2 separate regions of the Homo sapiens genome follow, and region 2 is linked to region 1. A link is an interaction called in ENCODE POLR2A ChIA-PET data of the cell type or tissue named here. Cell type or tissue: OCI-LY7. All regions are shown on one strand. Links, peaks and the distances in the headings refer to the core of each region. The heading gives the core; the rest is flanking DNA.

Evidence for each region. ChIA-PET counts read pairs that join two places held together with the same protein. Peaks named below come from ENCODE experiments on the same cell type or tissue, not always from the same donor. Only the 100,000 strongest peaks of a DNase experiment are listed, where the experiment ranks them.
Region 2: POLR2A ChIA-PET joins it to region 1 with 5 read pairs; 2 of 35 experiments call an interaction of 5 or more read pairs at or near these places.

Annotation. Positions count from the first base shown.
Region 1 is chr4:153,529,127-153,533,528 of GRCh38, reverse strand. The region is part of intron 3 of TMEM131L (transmembrane 131 like); the gene reads right to left. The region is part of intron 2 of LOC105377498 (a long non-coding RNA gene); the gene reads left to right. Among named protein-coding and RNA genes, the nearest start is that of TMEM131L, 65 kb to the right of the region's middle. In OCI-LY7, for the core only: CTCF peaks have their summits at 2,166 and 2,365; no DNase peak of the experiment used is centred there; H3K4me3 peaks cover 1,048 bases; H3K27ac peaks cover 2,779 bases.
Region 2 is chr4:153,602,606-153,607,007 of GRCh38, reverse strand. TMEM131L (transmembrane 131 like) reads right to left here. Exons shown (of 35, transcript NM_001131007.2): 23 at 4,281-4,402; 24 at 3,556-3,705; 25 at 2,578-3,206. Among named protein-coding and RNA genes, the nearest start is that of TLR2, 79 kb to the left of the region's middle. In OCI-LY7, for the core only: no CTCF peak of the experiment used is centred there; no DNase peak of the experiment used is centred there.

The sequences.
Region 1 (4,402 bases), core at 303-4,302:
CTTTTAGTTCCACTGCTTGAATGAATAGATCTGTAATCCCAGAATGAAGAAATAAATCAAAACCTAGAGTAATTTATAAGCCAGTGACACAAAATACAGGCAAACTGAGGTGAGGCTCAGCACCTGATTGGCAGCCTCCCCTCCGCCACTGCTGCTGCAGATGTGCGCCCCACTCCCACACGCAGTCCCCCTACTTATAATGGGGTGAACGTGGCCAATGTGGAAATAAAAGAATTAAGAAGGAGGCTGGGTGCGGTAGCTTACGCCTGTAATCCCAGCACTTTGGGAGGCCAAGGCGGGTGGATAAAGTGAGGTCGGGAGTTCGAGACCAGCCTGACCAACATGGAGAAACCCCGTCTCTACAAAAATACAAAATTAGCCGGGTGTGGTAGTGCATGCCTGTAATCCCAGCTACTTGGGAAGCTGAGGCAGGAAAATTGCTTGAACCCGGGAGACAGAGGTTGTGGTGAGCCAAGATCGCCAACACTGCACTCCAGCCTGGGCAACAAGAACGAAACTCTGTCTCAAAAAAAAAAAAAAAAAAGAATTGAGAAAGAGAGAGAATCCCTAAATCCACCTGTGCCTGAAGCTAATACCCCTGCTTCTTCCAGGTTACCAGGGCCAATGAGTTCCTTTAATGCGTCAGCTAGCTGAGTGAAATCTGTCACTTGAAGCTGAAAAGATTCCAACTAGTAGGTACATGAACCCAGCAACTAAAACATAATTCATGAGATTGTGTCCAAAAGTCAGCAGGTAACCTTTGGAACGTTAAGAAACATTTTATGACTATTTATAAAAACAAATGCTTTCCGAGAAACAGTATAATTTTGCAAAAGGCTGAAGATGATCTGAAATTCCCACTTAAAAAAAAAAGAAAAAGTGTCCGTCGAAAAGTACAAACTACATTTTCTTTATAAAAGAACCAACAGGTTATTTTAGGAGGGATAAAAGTGTTCTAAAATTAGAGTGTGCTGCTGGTTGCAAAACCCCACAAATACACTAAAAAATATTGAGTTGCACTCTTTAAGTGGGCAAATTGTATGCCATGTGAATTGTATCTCAATAAAGCTTTTTTTTTTTTTAAAAAAAAAGCACTAATAGCAAGTAAGCACACACGCCAGACTCCTAATTCAATCATTCTGTCAGGATTCCATGTAGGAAAGAGGAGGCCATTTCTACAGATGCATCTTCTCACACATGTACCCATACAAGCTCTACACAAGCTCATTCCCTTTCTGTGCACACATACGCCTCCTGTACATAATGAAAATGCCATATGCAGATGCATTTGATTAGCACCATCCACATTTCCCATAATTATGCAGTGCTTTGTAAGCTGCAGTTAATTCCTGACTATTATCCAAGTGCAAAATCATTCTGCCTAATTTCAAGCAGCCTGGCAGCTGCAGAGGAAGAACAGCTTTGGCCTTCAGTGGAGATCCATTTGACATATAACCCCTGCTGCTACAAGGACTCCAATCATCTAGAGCTAATCAATTTCAATCAAGCAGGCTCTACTAGACTGGAGAACAATGGTGATTTCCTTCTTCATCTGTTAGCATGCACCTTAAAAGGGCCAGAAGATGAAGAGAAGGGCAGAAATCAGGACTGGGGTTTGGTGGGGAGGTGGTGGAGAGGTGGGGAAATAGAATAAGAGAAGAACAAGTGCTTACACCAGACATGTGATCCTTAAAACACCTGGCTTCCAGAGCTCAGCAAACTCTAACAGTACAAAATTATCCTAAATTCGCCAGTTCTCCAAATAATCCCTTGACCTCTCTTCTTAGGAGGCATTTCCGGATTTTAAATAACTTCCATTGTCTTTTTCCTTTAACTATAAACAGAGATAAGAAAATATACTAACAGCACTTTATACAATAAAATAGCGTATTATACTGTAAAATGCCACGTTTATATAATAAAATACTGTATAATAAGGTAGTCACATGAATTTTTAACTCTCATTACAGACAACTCAATTTTTATTCTGGATTCAGTAACATTTTTGAAATATATTCCTTTCCTCCAGTAATAACAAAAGAGGGAAATCCTGTAGAGTTCACATTCTGACAGTATTTACAGGATTAATCCCTTTATATCCAAGAAAAGGTATATCCTCTGTAGTGGAATCTTTAAAAATGTGTAGCTCCTAAACACTTCCTCCCTTTTAAAAAGAATTCTCATGGGCACTGGCTCCTAGAGTCAAGAAATAATTTAGTCCAGTAATAGCCAATGTGGCCATCTCTCAGAGATAATATGGATTCAAGGGTTCCAGCACTTCCCCCGTATCAGAATTTCTAGGGATAGAGCCTAGGAATCTGTGTTTGAGGAATAGCTCTCTCAGACAATTCCAGTGTACATGCATCCACTAGGGGAGCAGAAGGAACCTGAGTACATGCATTTGGGAACCACTGATCCATTTATCCATCTATCTGCTGCTCATTCCAGGATACTTGCAGTGACACTTCTGTTTCCAATGCAGCTCATTCCCATTATAAAATTCTTCAGCCTCAGCCAGAGTCAGGCTGCAGGAAATGAGCTAGCTATTTTAAGCAGAAAGGGATTTAATATAGAGAATTAGGTGCTTATAAAATCACTGAAGAGTTCAAGGGAGCAGGCTCTATGCCGGGCCTCCAGGAAAGACTCCCAGAACCACATGGAACTGGCCCACAAGGGGTGCTGGTGCCTCTGCCACATCAGGAAAGTGGGGGGGCCTCAGGAAGCTATCTTGGAACTACTGAGTCAGCCACATCCTCTCAGCTGCGATCCTAAGACCTAAGAGCTACCTCTGTCACTGCTGCTGGTCCAATGTCAGATATCAACTCAGTCAAACAGTGGGACGAAATCACTCACTTTTTGCTATGCTCCAGAGGTCGAACTTGCATGAGTGAAATGTGCTTGTGAAAATACCCAATGAATACCTTTTAAAGGTACTTGCCAGCACCAAGTACAGCAAGCCAGCCTACCCTGGACAGAAGACCCTCAACTTCAAACTACGCCTATGCAGCATTCTCTTTTCAAGCAGTCTCTAACAACCCTCAAGTCTCTCTCACCTACAGTACTTCCTTTGGGCGTTTTTCTATTTCCCCTTCCTGTGGGGAAACTGCTCGTTCATGTCCCAGTACTGTACCATACCTAATAATATCTTTTGAATTTATTCTTTGATTTAGCTCATAATGCAGCCTGTCTAGATCAGGGTCCTGATTTATCATCCAATAAACCGGCTCTTTTCCCCAAAATGCCACCATCCACCAAATTAATGACACTTAAACTATCAGTTTAAGTATACTAATGCCACTTCCCCTGGAATATCCTGATAATCACGTTACCAAGATCTGCCAAAATTCAACCAGCAATTTTTACACAGTATTTCCCGGACCTTATATCCAACACAGCATTAGGTGTAGTGAATGGATAAAAGTATAAAACACAGACCCTGACTACAAGGAGTTTGTATTCTCCAGGAAGCAGCACAGACCTAAAAAAAAAAAAAAAGGACAACAGAGATGGCAAGAATTTTAGAGGCTGCAAATGGAATATTTGACACAAATATGAACTATAAACTACTTAGATTTGAAATAATGATGGTCCTTAAAGCATGTGTGAGGTCTCGTGAAATGAACATATGGTAACATCTTGTGTAACAGCCTGTTTTAACAGAGACCATTTTTGCAATCAGATCTTACTTAATACACTGTGTGACTTCAAAACATGGGCATAAGCCAAATACAGAAAATCTCCCACAGGTTATGTGAAGGGGGTAGGGGAGAAAAAGGGAGGTGTTTGAAGCAAATGAAATCATTCCTATCACAAGGATTCAGACCAGAGAGTATACCACAGCGTGACATAAAACGTACACATACCCTTAAATTTTAAAATTTATTTTCCCTTGTGCTCAAACTACTTTTCCTCCTAGATTTAATTTGGTGTTATATTTGTGCTTGCATTAAGATTTTCCCCCCAAGGATTCAGTTTTCTCTTCTCTTTAGTTTTTCAACTCTTTCAATCCACTCCCTTCCAAAGTAGCAGTATCTATTTCTAAATAAAGAGTCCACTATAGGTTTAGTTACTTTACATACTCACTTTCAGTAAGTGGAAACATATACACTGACTAAAGTTCCTCTTCAAGTCATGCTGAAGATGAAACAGGTACACCCACAAAAGCTTGCCAATTTTAGTGGAAATTTTACTTTCATTTCTTTTGTAAAAAGGATTCCATCCCATCTACATTTTAGAAGTATGCTGTGTACCATTTCCTTAAATAGAATATTCAAAGTAATCAATCATTTCTTTTACCAGTGCAAGTACAACTGACTCTCTATGGAACAGAACATTTCCATTTTCTACAGATGAAAGTCAAGGTTCAAAGACATGAGGTTAAGTGTCATTTCTCATAAGCACC
Region 2 (4,402 bases), core at 152-4,151, 74 kb before region 1:
CATCTCGGATATTTTCCCAGGACAGTGCTGTGAACATAAAACAGTCAGAACAAAATGCATGTCCATGTACAAACTTCCCTGGGAGGAATCTCCTGCTAACATATAACTTCTGCAGACACGTAGAGGACTGTGAATTAGCACCTCTGAATTTGCTGGTCTGAACATGGTGGAAAGCAAAAGTTCTTTCCTCAGCTCTTACTTGATCTGATCAACAATCACTCTGGTACCACTTAACATGCTGCTGATCCAGCCAAACAGTATTTTTAAATTCTGGCAGTGAAAGATTTGTTGCCATTTAAAACATTATAAGCATACTAGTAATCTGTACAGGAAGGAAAGATTCTGGGCAGGTTTACCATCTACAATGATACAGGCAAACTCTATGTTTCCAGACTCCCATATTAAATTTACTCACGCTTATTAAAGTGTTATTACCTGCTCATCTTGGCTCAGCTATTGGCATTGAATGTCAAGTACTAGACAGGAGGATCCTGAAGAAGAATTCAAATCCTCTGACCTACTCTGACACTACATTTCTCATCCATGCCTTTATATTTCAACTGCTTTAAAGTATTAAGATATAGAAGGTCCCTCCCATCCATCTACCACACTGCCACGGGCATTGCATCTTGCAGGCACATATCTCTTGTGGGCACAAGCGATCACAGAAGAAGCACTTCTGGAGGGAGGATTCCCTCAACTCTAATTTCAAGTGTGTGCAAAGTCATCCTATGTCAAAGACTGTGCTCAAGCCTAAAAGACTCACGTAACAGGGGAAATGTCCAACAGGACTCACTCCATAATTCACCTTTTCACAAATGTTTTGTATTCTAGACCCCAGAGAGTGTCTGGGAGAGAAACAGAATAAGACACCCAATCACCCCATCATAATACATCCACAGACAAGGTATGCCATGGTTTGATTTGAAGATCTGGGTGAACTGCATTACCAGGGGGCATACTCACACGCCAGGTGGAGGAGACAGGGCACAGTGTCCACCCTGCAGACATAAGTCCACTTCAGGCGTGTGCACCACTGCCAGGGGAAACGGTACAAACGGGTTGGACTAAATGCACCAAGAATGCATGTGTGCAGCTGCCTAGACCACATTCCCCTCAGAGGACTCCAACTTTCTTTTAAATTAGAAATGTCCTTATACAGAACATTTAAAATTCAGTTGAGGATTTTCACCAAATGCATAAAAGCTCATCAGAAGTAGTCAATCCATAATATTTCTGTACCTCTTCTCCAATATCAAGAAGTGAAAAAGATGAAGTTATATTTAGATGCTTCAAATAAGACAAAAGGTGACTGAGTTTTCCAGATTAAAAATTGTCAAAAATCTGACCATAGGCTGGGAGCAGTGGCTCACGCTTGTAATCCCAGCATTTTAGGAGGCCAAGGCAGGCAGATTGCTCGAGCTCAGCCTGGCTAACATGGTGAAACCCCATCTCTACAAAACAGTACAAAAATTAGTTGGGCATGATGGCATGTGCCCGTAGTCCCAGCTACTCAGGAGGCTGGGATGGGAAAATGGCTTGAGCCCCGGAGGTGGAGGTTGCAGTGAGCCAAGATTGCGCCACTGCAGTCCAACCTGGGTGATAGAGCCAGACCTTATTTCAAACAAAATAAAACAAATCTGACTATAACAGGTACAGAAATACGTATATTCAAATGGTCAGGGTGGACAAAAAAAGAAAATAAATAAGCACAGGCCCTTATGCTAGAGGCCAAAGGGATCTATTAAAGGATAATGACAATTCCCAATGGAGGTCATCCTCCTAGTCTACTTTGGCTTGTATTTTCCTTAACTGTTTTTGGTACATGAGAACATCTGTCTTCTTTTAACCAAGGAATACAATTAGAGAAGAACCAGGGCCAGGCAACCTGAGATGGTGGCAGCTGTTAAATAAAATAGCTGAAGTTTTGTTCAGTCAGAAACATTTCATGGGCTGATTAATTTTTACAGATAGTCTGAAAATCTGAGCTAAAAAAAATAATTTAGGCCAGGTTCGGTGGCTCACGCCTATAATCCCAGCACTTCTGGAGGCCAAAGGGGTGGATCACTTGAGGTCGGAGTCTGAGCCCAGCCTGGCCAACATGGTGAAACTTCGTCTCTACTAAAATTACAAAAATTAGCCAGGTGTGGTGGCACACACCTGTAATCCCAGCTACTCGAGAGACTGAGGCAAGAGAATCACTTGAACCCAGGAGGCGGAGGTCACAGTGAGCCAAGATCACACCACTGCACTCTAGCCTGGACGACAGAGCAAGACTCCATCTCAAATAAATAAATAAATAAAATTAGAAAAAGGTGTCCATGTCCATCCCAACAAGAAAATATGATATTCATAGTCTTCTAAACTTATGTACTAAAATTTAAACCTCTTAGTCACAACATTTTAAAAGCTTGATGTCTTGTCTTGAACTTTTCATTTTGTCTTTTTTCAATATTTAAACCTTTGCTAAAACTCAGCATCCACAATTAAAACTAACGGTCACAGGTGAGAACAATTCCATTAAAAACAGACTGGGTACAAACAGGAGAGAATTATCAAAGGGGATGAAAAGATTACCATTATTTTTCCTGGAAATTTCTGGCAAGTCTGGCTGGTGGTACTGAGGTGAGTTTCTTGGTAAATGGTTTTCAGGTAGTTTCTTGGAGGTCTTCAGTGGACAGAGCTCCCGTTCCTTGAACTCGGCTGTGTTCTCTGAAGTTTTAATGTCAGTTTCCTTAGGAAACATACATGTCTGTATTCCCTCCTTCATACTACATTCTGAAGAAGGATTACTGAAAACAATTGTGTTTTTCAGTGTGTTTTCTTCTTTATTCAGTAAGTTTTTGGGAAGGGTTAAATTCTTCTGCAGGTTGACATTTATGCCACTTGCATATCTGAGGCTGATCCAGTTCTCACGCATGGCATCAGTGCAAATGTCCTCTTTAGCAGCAGGCAGTGAGCTGCCCAGGGGTGAAGTCTGTTTTTCCTCAGTAGTCGTGCTGGTGCTGCTGGCCGCAGCTGTGCTGGTTTTGTGTTTACTGTAATACACTGAGCATTTGTGCTTCTTCTGAGAATGACCATAGGTGGCTGGGCTCCTCTTTGCAGCATTCTGGATCCTGCTTTGGGGAGTGTTCACTGGAAGGCAGTTCTTCCCCCTGCCTTTATCAGAGGGGCCATATGTATCGAGAAAGTTCTTGCAATTGCTTCTGAATTTAAGAAGAAAAACATTTAGCATAGAGGCAAATCAAATCAAACTCTACTTGTCTGCTTCCATATCCATGAGAAAAGGGTAGCAATCAGTACTGAGTGTAAGTTTTACCTTCCCTTCTTCCAAAGCTCCAAGAGTTTTCTGCCAATGAGAATACCCATCAACTAAGTCCTTGCATGGAGACTATCTCATAATAATAATGGGGCAGCTGTTCACATAATGACTTAAAATTTTATGAAAGCAAATGTAGAATCAAAATTTATGTTTACTTAAAATTAAATCAGAAATGAGTAATATCAAAAGTGAGAAACCGCCCCCGCTCCCAACCACACTATAAGAATTCTTACTTGTAAGAATGGGGGCTGATTACATCCATAGGACCATTGTTTTGCTGTGAAGAGGAGCTAGCATTTTGCCTCTGTCTTGTTTTCATGAATTCCATGAGAATGTACTGTGCTTGTTGGAAGGCTATTAAAATCACACCCAACAGGGACAAACTGAGGAAGAAAGCAACAAGGTTCAGTATTGCATGGTTCTGACTGGCATTCAAAAGACTAGTTTCATTACAGAAGAGTGGGGAATGATTTACGAAAAACATCTGAAGATGCAGTATTAAAATTCCCTAAGATTTATCACATAATTTCTGATGTTCCTTAAACACACACACAAAAGTTTCCAAAATTGTGCATATTTATAAATTTGACATTACAATTCCATTTTTATGAAATCACTCAAAAAGGGTCATTCCAGCCTCCTAATCTCAAATCATCACTGCATGAGCTAACACAAGTAATTAACATTCATATCATCCACCATGACTGCCTATGAACACACTATATATGGAGCACAACTGTCTATGATACTTCTAGGTCCTATGACTCTCTTACGATTAGTTTACTATAACCTTAAAGTGTACCAGTGAATACTTCATGGATGTCACAGTTCTTGAAGCAGTAACAATTCCACTCAATTCATATACTTTGACTACACTCGGGCAGTTCACGTTTTCACACAACTTGCCTGGATGACTTCTCTACTCAGTGAGAGAACAAGGGAGACAGTAGTGGTTTACCTGACAAAGAAGACCGTGAGCCTCCAAAATGACTCCTCCCAGCTGGGTCCTGGAACCACGTCTGCACACAAGGGCAACAGGTGATGAGGGAGAGTCACATTGAGAGTGAAGCGAAATTCTAG